Linked DNA regions of Mus musculus: region 1 is linked to region 2. The links are chromatin contacts, found by Hi-C or POLR2A ChIA-PET in ENCODE. All regions are on one chromosome and are shown on one strand. Each heading gives the region's core, a stretch centred on a gene start or an enhancer-like site at or near the end of the contact. The rest is flanking DNA. Distances are from core to core; before and after follow the strand shown.

The links. A loop is a pair of places that touch in the nucleus more often than their neighbours do. ChIA-PET counts read pairs that join two places held with the same protein, here RNA polymerase II (POLR2A).
Region 1: a map of T-helper 2 cell shows a loop between it and region 2 (3-fold over the local background). The contact joins the promoter of Xkr5 here to the promoter of Mcph1 in region 2. A Hi-C loop is called at or near these places in 3 of 37 maps with a recorded cell type or tissue (CH12F3, T-helper 2 cell and regulatory T cell). POLR2A ChIA-PET finds 5 or more read pairs at or near these places in 1 of 5 experiments (embryonic stem cell).

Annotation. Positions count from the first base shown.
Region 1 is chr8:18,948,929-18,956,277 of GRCm38, reverse strand. It overlaps Xkr5 (X-linked Kx blood group related 5), which reads left to right and starts at 5,303. Exons shown (of 7, transcript NM_001113350.2): 1 at 5,303-5,402. The coding sequence starts at 5,345. Gm40464 (a long non-coding RNA gene) reads right to left here and starts at 6,011. Exons shown (of 3, transcript XR_870173.3): 1 at 5,848-6,011.
Region 2 is chr8:18,592,541-18,599,674 of GRCm38, reverse strand. It overlaps Mcph1 (microcephaly, primary autosomal recessive 1), which reads right to left and starts at 4,544. Exons shown (of 14, transcript NM_173189.3): 1 at 4,040-4,544; 2 at 2,661-2,752. The coding sequence starts at 4,079.

The DNA of each region.
Region 1 (7,349 bases), core at 4,054-6,553, 360 kb before region 2:
GCATTTGAAATAAGTCAGCAATGGCTGCTCAGTGAAGGATCGATCACCATTGATCAAAGATGCTGTCACTATGTATTATGGGCAATTCAACAAGCCTGGATTACCCTACTCTGGGAAAGAAGAAATGGAAGCTGATAGTGTGGAAACAGTAATGTGGGAATAGGCTACTTCTGCCTATGACTGGCATGTAACTTCAGGCTTACTTAGGCCCAACCCCAGTCACCACATCTACCTCACCTATGAAAGCTCCACACTGACACAAGGCCCCATGGCCATGAGATCCAAATGCTCACCCATCTCATTTTGGCTACAGATGTCAGTGGCCACAGTCCTCTGCGTAAGATGTGACTTACAAAGACCACTGCTGTGCTCTCCAAAGATGCTGATAGGGTAGTGTCTCCCCTGCATTTATAAAAGGACCATCTGGGGACACTTCCTGGAAGAACGAGGTAGAAAGATATGAGAAGTGAGTGTGATAGTCACTATCACATTCCAGTAACTCTAGGCTTCGGTGCCCTAACCCCCATGTCAACCAAGGGAGATGACAGTTTCACTTGCAATAGTGGGCACATAGAGCCAACACTCCATGTGTCGTCCAAACAACTAAGCACAGAAATGCAGGGACTACCTCACTGAGATACAATATCAAAAGGAGAATGGGTGGAAACTAGGCCAATATTGTTAATTATGACCTGCTCGAACTGGGGTTCTTGTTTTATTTCCATTGCCCCGTGTACATAAGACCCACTCCCACACGCTGCTCCCAGTTTACCTTTCTATTTGCTAGGAAATTAAATCAGCTCTTTAGAGGACTCTTCACCTCTTAGTTGGTCACACTGTGTGTCTCGCTTTGAGGAGACTGATGGGAGTCCAATATTGATAGGTATCTGGTAGGAATGTCCCCAAGAAACTCAAAGCCTGCCTGGCACCTGCTGCAGAATGGTGATTAGCAACTCCTTAGGCAAAGAGAGTTCACATTTTCAGATGCATGTATTATGCTGGTTCTCCTGGCAGAAACTTAAGAAACCAATGTCCCCTAAATCTTTTAAATGTTCAGAAACTCTCAGAAGGTATTTGTAAGCTTCACTGGGGTCGTTATAAGACATTTCCCCTGCCTATCAGCCACACATTAGAACCCTACTGATTCCTAGTTAGTACCCTCGTGTTACTAGAGTCAAAACTTTACATTGTAATTCAGCCAATCACAGCATGAACTCCAGAGACTGGGTTTCAGACCCGCAGTACTTGTCTGGATTCATATGTTAATACAAAATCAAGTTGGGTGAGATACTCGAATATAAACCTCAACCTGTTAGAGGAGAGGCAAACAGAAAGAGATGTTTCTGCTTACAGAAAGCCAGCGCATTGTCTTAAACTCAAAAGCACCAACTACAAAACAAAATTGAAAATGGGAGACTGTGAGTATCTCAAAGGAAAACGCTTTTACACAGAAAAAAAAAAGGGAAGGAAGGGAGGGAGGGAGGGAGGGAGGGAGGGAGGAAAAAGAAAGCTCAAGGATTGTTACGGAAAAGGGGCGGAAAGACCATGGAAGCCAAAGAATGGAGATGACACTAAGGAATGCTGTGCTCCAGACATGACAGGGCCATAGCACTTGTGAGCCCACAACAGCTATTGTTCCCTGCACCCAGCCTGAACAAGATCGTCCTAGTAAAAAGTTGAGCCTGGAAGGAAAGGTCCCAGGGGCCAAGTCCTAACCGAGGAGCTGGGGTAATTGATGGCTGCTGAGATAGGAGCATGCTTTTATCTGGGGGATGTGCCACTGGTGGTTTGTCCTTATCCTTAGAGGTAACCCAAAACCCATGTGCATACTGCTCTTAGTGGGCTAATTCTAACGAGTTTTAAATGCATGAATGTGGGGTGAACATGGGAAAGAGCATCCAAGGGAAGTTAGATAGAATAGGAATGGATAGATGAAAACGCACCGCATACACGATGGACTTCTCAAATGATAGATTTAAATATTATTTTCAAGTAGGGGGAATACGTGGAATCGTCGAGAACCTGTGGTGACTAACGGAATGACCAACTATAGTTACAGTTCTGAATGGGATGCGCGGCTGCCCTCTGCTGGCCATGCTGGGTGTTTGCGTTCTGAGCTGAAACCATTCAAGGATTACAAGTCTGTTTGCAAAAATGAAGCTGCTGAGACCCCTACTGGAAGAAAGTTATACAGCCCTGTGCAGCACAGGCCTGAACGCACACAGAAACTGGCTGATGGCTGACCCTCCACAGTCATGTTCTTTCCCCTGGAGCAGGAGGGGCCCTATTGTGGGAATCCTTGCCAGAATTACACAAACACCCCAGACTTGGAAACATAACAGGTCTGGAAGGAGATACTGACCTGGAGTATCCAGGATAAAAGCAAATCTAACCGTAAAGACATGCTGCCCACAGGATTGGAGACTCATCAGGGGACAGAGGGCTGCTTCTGAGGACTTCACTCTGCATTGCAATATCATATGATATCATGCACAGCTATAAAACTGTGCATTCCTGATCCATATGAATACAGCCAACACAGGGCTTTGGAACACCACTGTCCAACAGGCACCTCATATCTGCGTCCTAGACGTGGTAGAAATGATAGATTCCGATACTATCTGATCCTGCTGTTCGGCTACTCTTCTCCCAGGTCACCCAGGTCCCACAGAAGCTGAGACACCTGTCAAAGCCAGGGGTACAAGGCTCCAGGAGAATGACTGACGGTTCTAGGGAAATGACTAACAGTCCTAGATATGAAGGAACACCAGGAGAGCACATCCTAGCTCGATGGCTTAAAGTGGCAACCCTCCGAATCTGTGAGCTGTCCCCTGAGACACATGGGTAAGAGCCTGTCATACATAGGGCTTATTCACAGGCAGATTCTGGCATCTTCCACTTCCCATGTTTTATCAGCACATAAAGAACTCACCTGTGCTGAAAGTATTTCTAGCTTACAGGAAGGTCTTCTCACAGAGAGGCCACGTTCATATCATACCAAGTGAGATCTCTCCCCCTCCCCTTCCCCCTCCCCCTCCCCCTCCCCCTCTTTTCCTCCACCTACCTCTACCTCCCCTCTCCCTCTCCCCCTCCCCCTCCCCCTCCCCCTCTTTTCCTCCACCTACCTCTACCTCCCTCTCCCCCTCCCCCTCCCCCTCCCCCTCTTTTCCTCCACCTACCTCTACCTCCCCCTCTCCCTCTCCCCCTCCCCCTCCCCCTTTCCCTCTGCTCTGGGCCCTGTGGGAACCATAAGGATTCACTACCATCTCTTGCCAACACTTACAATGGCCTTCTTCCCCTGACCTTTATGATGGCAGGAAAGTCTCCGCACCAACTAAATACACAGGAGAGGTAGGGATGCAGGATTTAAAGGGAACAGAGAAGAGCTGGTCCTGTGCCTGAGGGGTCAGCAGGAGGACATACCCTGCTTGGGAGGCCTGAATCAGCAACCTTCAGAGTTACAAGCAGTCCTGTGGGAAACAAGGAGATGGATGGCCTATCACAGGCAGCTCCTAGCTCATTCTAGGACCCGTTTTAGTCCTGAGCACAGACACATCCTGTGCGTAAGAAGTTCTACCTACCCTAGGGAAGTCTTCTCTGGGAAGCTGGATTATTCTCCAGAGAGGCCACCAACAATCTAATCGGGCCATATCAGCCAGGGCCTGGGACTTACCAAGAGTGGGAATCTTGAGACTATAAAGGATCTCTCAACGCATCTACCTTACCCAGGCGAGATTTCCCCAGTCAGCTTGAAGGATAGAGAATACCAGCATTTCTGGTCTAATGCCATGTGGAGCCTGCAGGAGAAATCTAAACCCATGTCAGGGTGATCTCTCTGATGTTGCCGCTGCTTTTGAGACATCCCTGCTCCTTGTAAGTAATGAGTCCCCCACTCCAGTTAGTCACCACAGTAAATACTCATTGGTTCACCAAGCTGGACAAGGGTGCAGCCATTGCTTTTATCTGTCATGTTTTGTCTCTCCAGGAAGTCTGTCTCACAAGAGCCTCCCCTGAGTCAGGTCTAGAGACAGTGTCATTAGTCTAATGAAGGCACCTCACCTCCTGCCATAGCAGACTGGTAAAAGATAACACATTAGCCAAGGAGGAAACGTAACTGGATAAGTGCTGTGAAGAAAAGAAAGGTAGAGAGAAGGGAGGCTGGTGGCACAGGAGGTGTGATTATGAACCAACCACCTTTGCCACACAGCCAATCAAATAGAATAGAATCAGATAGAATATCCCAGCTGGAATCCCCAGTTGTGTCTTCCAGCTGACCCTTCTGCGATCTCCATTTATAGGATTCTGAACCTGGGGGGCCATGTCCCTCCACACTGGACACAGCACACAAGACAGACCAGAGAGGCAGCCAACGTCCTGATCCCCCACCTTGCCTGCCTTGGACTGTTTTTAACAAATGAAATATAGAATATGTTTTTATTTCTCAAACCGTACACCTAGGAATTTGGATGGGGAGTGTGGTGGGATGTTTTAAGGCTAAAAATGTTGAGAAATGTATTGAAATGTTCCCCACCCATCACTAATCATGAACAGCATTTATTTCCAGTCCTAATTTGTGTATTCTTATTCCTTCGCAAGAATTCTATGGGGCAGAATCGCTGTAGGCCTGACCTCTACTTAGTAATTTCCTGCCACGCCTGCTCAAGGGTTATAAAACATTTTTCCGCTGGGCATGGACGATTCAGAACAATCTTTGTCCCCACGTCCACAGTCCTGTGTAACCTCTACATCGAAACAAATGTCAGGGTGATGCTTTCCCATCTCCCAGAAAGACTTTCCGTGGGAAGGTTTACTTCTGGCTTTGGGGGATCTGGATTAACCCCTCAAGGATACCTGGGAGAAAGGTCTGAAAGCAAAGCGGCTATTAAAGGCTCAGATGCCATTTTAGGCGTGTTTCCTTTCCCTTTTCTGGACACACAACTGAAATTTTTCAAAAGTCCCAATCAGCTTTTCAAATTCCTCCTCCCATGATACACATACACACATACACCACTCTGACTAGTAGTTAAGTGGACTCTGTTTTGAGCAAACCCGCTGACTATGACCACCCAGTGACTAACCCATTTCGCTTCAGAACAAACCCATTGTGTCTTACAGCCGTTAGGAGGCTGGGACAGCATGCAAATCTGACACAGACCGCGAGACTGCCCCCTAAGAACCTGTCGGTTCCTCCTGCCCCCTGTCCCCGCCTTCACCCCAACCCTACTAGCAACTTGGTAACTGACTGGGAAGAAAAGCCTCCTGTCTTGGGGCCCCAAGCCGGAAGCCTCCCCAACCCGGTCCCGGGCAGGGGAAGGGGCGGGCACAGGCAGCAGCAGCTCAGAAGATGCACGCGGGGCTCCTGGGGCTCTCTGCCCTGCTGCAGGCGGCCGAGCAAAGCGCGCGTGAGTGAGGCGCAGCCCGCGAGTGCTCACCCCTCCAATACCCTACTCCAACCCAGTGTGCGGGGCACATCTACCACCGCTGTGCCTCCTCCTCCTCCGGCAGGCAGGCAAGCGGCGAACACTGCGCCGGTGCACGCACGATGATCTCCCGTCCTAGCCTGCAGAGCACTCCCTGTGTGATCCCCTCACCATGCATGATTTCCTCCATCCAGTTAGACATCCCTCCATGCATGGATCCTCCCCATACTCCAAACCCGGAGCCCTGAGTCCCTTCTCTCTCCTCTCGCTGGTGCTCTGCAAAGAGCTGCGTGAGGAGGCTACTTTGGAGCGCCAGCACTTGGTGAGGCGCCCTGGCTCCCTGGACACCCGGGCTCCGGGCTGGGGTGGCATGCGATCCAAGAGCTGGGAGAGGTGGAGGGGTGGGATCCCAAAGGACACTGGTTACCCTTTCGAGATTGTGACACAGCAGAACGCTGGTTTACTGAAGACAAGGGTCCTGTGGGTAGCGGAGATGAAGCAAGATGGCCATAGTTTTCGCGCCTTTCGCGTTTGAATTTGTAACCCTTTCAGTGCTGGCATAGAGTGCCTCCGCCCACTTCTGCCACTCTCCTACAAGGCCCGGTCCCTGGGGAAACTCCACCATCCGGATCCAACAAGGTTCCGCGTCCCTTCTTGGACATGGTATCTCTGAAATTTACCTCTGATTTACAGAATAATCCCTGCAGATTCCCGTCCCCAACACCCACTCAGAATCCCAAAGGGCGCTAGTTTAGGCCCTAAGAGACTAGGAAGTACACTGTTGCCCATAGTGGCCTAGTCCCCTAGCTTTCCAACAGGAAAAGAATGGATGTTTAGCAGGAAGCTTGTCAGTGCACTGAACATAACCTGGGACTGAGAAAGGAATAGTGGCTATTCTCTTCCCATAGCTGATGGGTTCCCGGCTCTGCCTCCAAGCAGTGAGGTTTGTGCCTACTGATCTACATTCCTTGGTAATCCTAGAAAACTCAGGACAACGGTAGTGTGAAAGGGTCCCTGAGTACCCTCCACAATCCCCCTCAGTAATCAGTAATACCAACACAGCTTCTCGCTGACATCCGAGGTTATATAGGTGGAGCCTGGTCTGATGGCATAGGCGTATAATCCAAGCCAATGAAGAGGTTGGGGGTGGATGAACGTGGTGAGTTCTAAACCTAACTAGGCTGCAGAAAGAGTTTAAAGCTAGCCTGTGCAACTTAGCAGAACATTGTCTCTAAATAAACAGAAAAGTGGACTCGGGGATAGCAGAGGCCTTACCTAGCACAGGAACTGCCCTGAGTTCAGTCCTTAGAAACACAAAACAAAAGAAAATCCAAAGCCAGCCTCACACAGAACCAGCTATGACTGAAGTCCAGCACATGCAGCCCTGGTTGGCTGTAACCGTGTGGTGACTCCAGGTCACTCCTGGTTGTTGGGTCCCCCAGGTACTTAGCACATATGCGGTGTAACCCCACAGACATACCACTACCACTATGCCTGTCTTATCGCTAGCAGGCCCTGTGGGCTCCTTGCTAATGGTAAGGATGCTGTGCTGGTTATGTTGAGACCTGGGTTCCTTTGAGGTTTGGTTTGGTTTGGTTATGTTTTGTTTTGTTTTGTTTTGTTTTGTTTTGTTTTGTTTTAGTTAAATGATCTGTTGGATAGAACAGACTTAAGAAAGATCACAGTTCCTAGGGATAAGAGGCAGGGCATACTGAGTGGGGCCATATGGAAAGACTCAGTTGATCAGGAGCCAGAACCTCTGCTGGAACTTCATCAAACAAGACAGGCTGACCATGGCGAATAGATTTGGAGGACTTGTTTTCTATGGGTACTTTTTTGTGAGCTTTGGGCTACAGATAGGTCCCTAGTCACTTGGCCCCTGACCTTGGACAGACTAAGGCAGAGAAATAGCATTTCCTAGGGTACATG
Region 2 (7,134 bases), core at 3,295-5,794:
AACCCAGACACTATGGCAGATGCCAACAAGAGCTTACTGATAGGAGCCCAATATACCTGTCTCCTGATGTACTCTGCCAGTGCCTGGCAAATACAGAAGTGGATGCTCACAATCATTCCTTGGATGGAGCACAAGGTCTCCAATGAAGGAGCTAGAAAAAGTATCCAAGGAGCTGAAGGGGTCTGAAGCCCCATAGGAGGAACAACAATATGAACTAACCAGTACTCCCAGAGCTCCTTGGAACTAACCCACCAATCAAAGAAAACACATTGTGGAACTTGTGGCTTTAGCTGTATATGTAGCAGAGGATGGCCTAGTTGGTCATCAATGGGAGGAGAGGCCCTAGGTCTCTATGAAGGCTCTATGCCTCAGAATAGGAAAATGCCAGGACCAGGAATGGGAGTGGGTGGGTTGAGGAGCAGGGGGAGGGGGAAAGGGATGGGGATTTTCGGAGGGAAAACTAAGAAAGGGGATAACATTTGAAATGTAAATAAAGAAAATATATAATAAAAAGATTTTTAAAAAATTTAAAAAAAAAAAAAAAGGATGTTGAACTCTTGGCTCCTCCAGTACCAAGTCTGCCTGCATGATGCTTCCCACCATGATGATAATGGACTGAACCTCTGAAACTGAAAGTCAACCCCAATTAAATGCTTGTCTTTATAACAGTTGCCTTAGTTATAGTGTTTATTCATAGCGATGAAACCCTAATTAAGGCATGTGGTAAGATCAGACAATTCAAAACAGTCAAGACCCAGCATGGTAGGAGATGGCTCAGGTTGTCTTCTGACCTCCACATACAAGCCATGGTTCTCTGGCTCTCCACCCACGGTTTTTAAATTGCCTTTCAAAAACAGAAGAGTCCGGGAATCTAGTTTAGTGATAGCGTACTTGTCTAAGTGTGTGTGAGGCCTGGAATCATATCTCTGCACCAAAGGGGTATAAAGCAGATGTGAACTGGTTTCTCTCATGTTTCATTACAGGTTTCAAAGCCCTGTAGAGCACCTGTTTCAGGCATGCGCAGGTGTTACTTTTGTAAACTGGTTTTCTCAAGACACCAGAAAAGAGCCCAGCTGCGCACCGGGGACATTCTCCCCAAGGTGTTCAGCAAAGTTACCAGACAACAAGCGGCACCTGGAGATGTCTTTCACAATGGTGTGGGATACTTACTAGAAGCCTTAGGTGAGGATGTGATAAAATCCCACACTTGGGACTGAGCTGCCACAAACTGCGTCTAGACAGAGGCATGACCTATACGTTGGCCCTCCCGAACTCCAATTGGTGTGCCACATGCTTGTGTAACAAGGCATGCTGTATACACATGCCTTTGTGTATACAAAGGCATGTGTATACACAAAGTCCCTGTCTTACCACAGTTTTACTTCGGACTGTTTCATTTTGAGGAGGCCAGCACTGCCCTAATACCACCTTACTGCACCCTAATCCCCACCCTGACGTGAGGAGTTATCCTGTCTCTCGCTCATCCACTCAGCCTGTCAGGGAGTCTCACAAATGGCAGTAAGCAAGCAAAGGGTCTGCGGTGGCTTCCTGCTTGTCAACCTGATTATATCCAGAACTGGAAGGCTCACCAGTGATGCTAATCTGGAGGCTGGGAGATACAAGTTTCTGACCTGGATCTTGGCATGGAGATCTTGAGGCATAGTGGCTTATGAATTCCAGATTAAAACAGGGAGATCTCTGAGTTCAAGGTCATCTGGGATTAAAGGCTTGGTGGCACACACCTTTAATCTGGGCCACACCTTCTGCTGGAGACCTAGGTAAGGTCATTGGAAGAAGGAAGATTCACTCTCTTTGTCTGCTTGTCTTGTGGGACTGAACACTGGTAGATCCTTGGACTTCCGTTCACAGCTGGATCTCAAGGAGGCATTTCCTCACCCAAAACTCCTTTCTCTGTGATGACTCCAGCTTGTGTCAAGCCAGTATAGCTTCCTATCAGAGCAGTCTGAGTTTACTATCTCCATTTCTTCCTAAGTCAGGAATCTCAGACTCACCTTGAACCCTTTTGTCCTTTAAAAAGAAAGTGAGCTAGAGCAATCGCCTCATAACTGACAAGCCTTAAGCACATCTTACCGTTCCTTAAGGCTCTGCTGTTCTGAATCCACACCTCTTAAATTCTTTCATACTTGCTTTTGATATTCTCCTGACAATTTTTTTTCCCTTTCTTGTTCCCAGGTTGGTGGTCAGGCCATCACTGGTCCTTAAACACTCCTCCTCCTCCTCCTTTAGGACTCCTCAGGATCTGAGTAAGGTTCCATCCTCTGCTGACCCCCACATCAGTCTACAGATCTGACTGCCTCAAGCTCCAGACATGAGTAATCAAATGCCTATGAGATGTTTCCAATATGCCTACGGTCACAATCTTCCCTTGGAAACCTGCTCATTCTCCTGCATCTTTACTCTCTCCACTGCGAGTACCAGCCCTCACTGAACCAATGCCAGACTCAAGTCTCCCACTAGACTCCTCCTAACACAATGCCTCCAAGACTATCTCCTCTGTAAGCACTGCTGTCCAACTTGTATTTGGTTGGTTTGTTCTGCCTCCTACCACTCACCCACTGCTAAGTCCTTCGTGTTCTAAGGAACAGCTCCCATAACGAGAAAACACCAGGTTATCAGTCATTTTGATATTAATTTCTTACCGTTGCCCCCATATCCTCAAGTTGCTTTGCAAACGTCCTTGAGTAATTCTCTGTCCCTTTGGAAGACCATACTTCAACATAGGCCACAACATCTGAAAATAAGCAAGATCTTAGCAGGAACCACACACTAGGAATTGCACACCCCCTCCCACAATAGATTCTTCTCTTGTTCTGTTTATTTTAGGGAAAAAAAAGTGAAAGTTTCCTATTACGTGAAGATTTCTTATTACGAATCTATTCAAAACATCATCCTTGCCATTTTGGTAGTATTTTAAATCTTCCTCATCCAGGAAGATTTATAATTATCCTGGATTATGCTTTCTGTAAAGAAACAGATATAGTAATCATTCCAGGCTTTCTGGCCCAGACTATCTTCCAATAACACGATTCTATGGCCATAGCATAGTCAAGCTAATACAGTTCAGTTCTAATAAATTATTTATATGAAGTTGGGTATCTTAGCACATAGTGATTATAAAGTAGAGGCAAGAGTTCTACGCCAAAGCATGTGGTGGTGGTGTATCCCTTTAAAACCAGTATTTGAGAGGCAGAGGTAGGCAGATCTCTGAGGTCAGCCTGGTCTACAGACTGAGACAGAGTTTCCAGGTCCAGGAAGGCTAGAGCCACAAGAGAAACTTTGTTACACAAGCAAGCCCACACCCCCACCCCACACCCCCAAACCAAATTAAAAAACAGAGATAAGTCAGCCTCAGCTACATAGCAAGTTGGAGGCAAACTTGCTTTCTAAAATAATAAATAAAAATTTAAATATATATACACATATATGATATAAATATAATAAACACATAGCTATAATAAATATAATATATAAATATATAAAATATATTTATACTTGGAATCTCCTCACCCAGGGTCCCATGTTCTGAGCACGTGTTAGCACGACAAAAATACAACAACAACAAAAAAAAAGGTGAGCTCCACAAGTGTCAGGCAGCTCTACTCAGGTAGGACCCTCCAGAGGCCATCACACTATTACCAAATTCTTACTTTTCCTGATCCCACAACTGCAGAGGCCATAGAGGCAAGAGGATCCCAGAAAGCTAAGACAGGAGCCTATCCTCCCGCCAGCTCTCCAGGGCTCAGCCTGCACCGGGGTGGGGTGGGGGGATTGGGGAACACATAGGGGTCGATGAAGGTCACAGGGTGAATGTATGTGGGGTGTCCACACAGGTGGTCGGGATCCTGAGTGAGGGGACTCCGGGTGTGAGGGAACCTAGGATGTGAGAGGACCTCGGGCGTAGGGAGCCCTGAGATGGGATGGGACCTGGCCTGGGAGCCGATCCCGGCGGCCCAGGCAAGACAACCAGGCGCTGGGAGCCTAGACCCCAGCCCCCTCCCTACTGGGCGTGTCTCCTCACCTTTCAGAAAGGCGCCCCCAACGCCTCCCGAGGCCTCCATGACCCGACCAGCTTGAAGCTGCGGGACCGAGCGTGCGCCGGCAGGAAGGCAGAGGGGTGCGCATGCGCAGGCCGTGCCCCCTGGGCTCGCCGCGTCAGGCTTAGGGGTGTGTGTGTGTGTGCGCAAGGGCTCCGGGTTCCCTTCCCTCGCCGAGAGCGCCCGGCTCAGTGACACACGACAGCCGAGACCTGATCGCTCACGGGCGGCCCTGAAGCTCTCCGGCGACCTGGCAGGAGTCAGCCCGCCGCACCGCGGCTTCAGGGCGCAGGTCAGCGCCGCGGTCGCTTGTCCCCGCAGGGTTCGCTCGTCCTCGTTGCGCAGCGCTCGGTGACCGGGGAGGGGACCCACCCGTGGGCCCTGCCTCAGCCCTGCACCCTGGAGCGCGAGCGGGACTGCTGCAGCGTCCGCGGGCCCTCTGGGTCTTCAAACCTCCCGCCCGCGAGTCTGCGAGGGGGCGGGTCGGACGCGGGCCCGCCTCCCCGCGCAAGGGCTGCCGGGAGAGGGAGGAGGACGGAGCCGCCTAGGGAGGACGGAAGCCAGGGAGTGCCTGCTCTTCTGTAGATAACAGTATCCTTTCGTCGCCTTAAGCGCCGGGCGTTAAAAACAAAAACAAAAAAACCACCCAACTGGTTTGGACAGACAGGTTGTTTTGGGTTTTGTATTTATTTGTTACACGTGTGAGTACTTTGCCTGCTTGTACATATTTGCACCACGTGCGTGCCTGGTGCCAGTGGAGGTCACTAGAGGGCGTCAGATCCAATTACACATGGTTATGTGCCACCATAAGGGAGCCAGGGACCAAATTCGGGTCCTCTGCTAGAGCAAATGTTCTTAACCACTGAGCCATCTCCTTAGCTCCTGGTTGGGTGTTTAGAGAGATGGCCTTGGTTTCTAGCTCACAACACTCAGCCCTTCTCCCGACTCAGCCTTCCCCAAGAGCTAGGATTACAGACTGGCCCAGCAATTTGGCTTTAAAAAAAAAAAAAAAAGATAATTTATATAGATATACACACACATATACATATATATATATTTCAAAATTATTTTAAATGTACATATTAAAATATATAATATATATAATTTTAAAAAGCCAAATTCCGAGTGATGAGCTGTTAATGGGAATTCACGAATTGAAGCATCTTCACTAACACAGTGGGAGAGCTTTCACTAGGCAGTGCAAAGAGAAACTCAAGACAAAATGGCTGCTTAAGGTGCCCAGTAACATACCACAGTGTCTGCTGGCCTCCAGGCTTACGTGGTACCTGTGGCTCCTTTTAGCGTTTCTCAACCCACCTCCTGCTCTAAACTTCTCCAGCTCTTGGGCTTCAGTTCCCCAAGCTTCTCATTCCTATATAACCCCGCCATTTCAGGCTGGTACTTAGTCCTACTGACCCTCTCTCTCTCCCCCCTCCCCTCCCCCTGCTCCTCCCCCTTTCCCTACCCCACCCTCTGTCCTCTCTTTTGCTTTTCTCTCTTCTCTTCCACCTTTCTTCCCAGTGCCCACTCCTCTCATGGCCTGACCTACCCTGCTGGCCAAGTCCGATAGAGAGCTTTCTCTCCCTTCTGTGGACTTTTCCAGATGCCTCAGGCTGAACTCTCCCTCCGATCTAAATAACCCTCCCCTCGGCTGTATGCTCTCACTTTATACAGGCAGTAAGAGCAGGACTAGGATTCCTGAGAAGGGAACACAGAATCAGAACCATGGCTTGGTTCTCAGACTTCCTTATTTGGCTATCTTAGGTGAACCGGCATCTTATCTCCTCTTACTGTTGGGACCCTTTGGGTTCTCTAACCTTTCACTTAGATTCCCTGCCACTCAGCATGACTGACTCCACTTTGGTTTGATCAGCTTTGCTGGATGGACATGGTGTGCAAACTTAGTCCAAAGCAAGGGCCTCCCAGAATCTTTTGTTGAATCACTACTAATAGGTTTTTCTCTGCCAGAAAAAAAAAAAAAAAAAAAAGCCAATTCAAACCAAATTAAGAAGTTTAAAAAAAAAATGTAGGTTTATTTGGGAATGGGCTCCTGGGAAAGTTCACTAGGCTCAGGACAAGACAAGAAAATGTCAAGAATAGACTATGGCTGGAGAAGGTTTTTTTAATAGATTGTAGGTGAAGGAAAATGACATGTCTGCCATACGCTTATGCCCTGGTATGGTCATCTAGGGTAAGGGGCTTGGGTGGCTGGTGACTTCTGGTGAGGTGGGGTGATTAGGACAGCTGTCAGGAATGTGGGACTAGGTTTTTGCCATTTTTTTCTATTCCGAGGCTTTCCAAATGGTCCATTGTTGGAGAGGAAGAGAAAACTGGAATTTAGGGACCACGTCAGGGAGGGGAGGAAGCCAGGGACTCCAGTCAAACAGTTTCTCCCTCTACATACACTCTCTTTCCCTCAGAGGACTTGAGTTTCACTCCCAGCATCATTTTTTTTAAAGATTTATTTATTTTTTTTATTATATGTAAGTATACTGTAGCTGTCTTCAGACACTCCAGAAGAGGGAGTCAGATCTCATTACGGATGGTTGTGAGCCACCATGTGGTTGCTGGGATTTGAACTTCAGACCTTCGGAAGAACAGTCGGGTGCTCTTACCAACTGAGCTATCTCACCAGCCCCCCCAGCATCATTTTAACAGTTTCCTATGCCATCCTCAGTAACCCTTGGTGAGCCTGAGCCAAAAAGAAAGAGTGCTGGCCTAGTCGGCTAGCCCCATATGGGCAAACCTGTAATCACATTTGAAAAATGGGCTTTTAGTCAACTGAAAAATGGCAATATATAGGATAGATCAGAAAGAATGAAGGACATGTGGCAGACATTGTGGATCTCCATGAATGGCTTATGGGAATATTTTCCCCTATTTATGTGTTTTCCCTATGTCTTAGTCAGGGTTTCTATTCCTGTCCAAAACATCATGACCAAGAAGCAAGTTGGGGAGGAAAGGGTTTATTCAGCTTACACTTTCATACTGCTGTTCATCACCAAAGGAAGTCAGGACTGGAACTCAAGCAGGTCGGAAAGCAGAAGCTGATGCAAGGCCATGGAGGGATGTTCTTTAC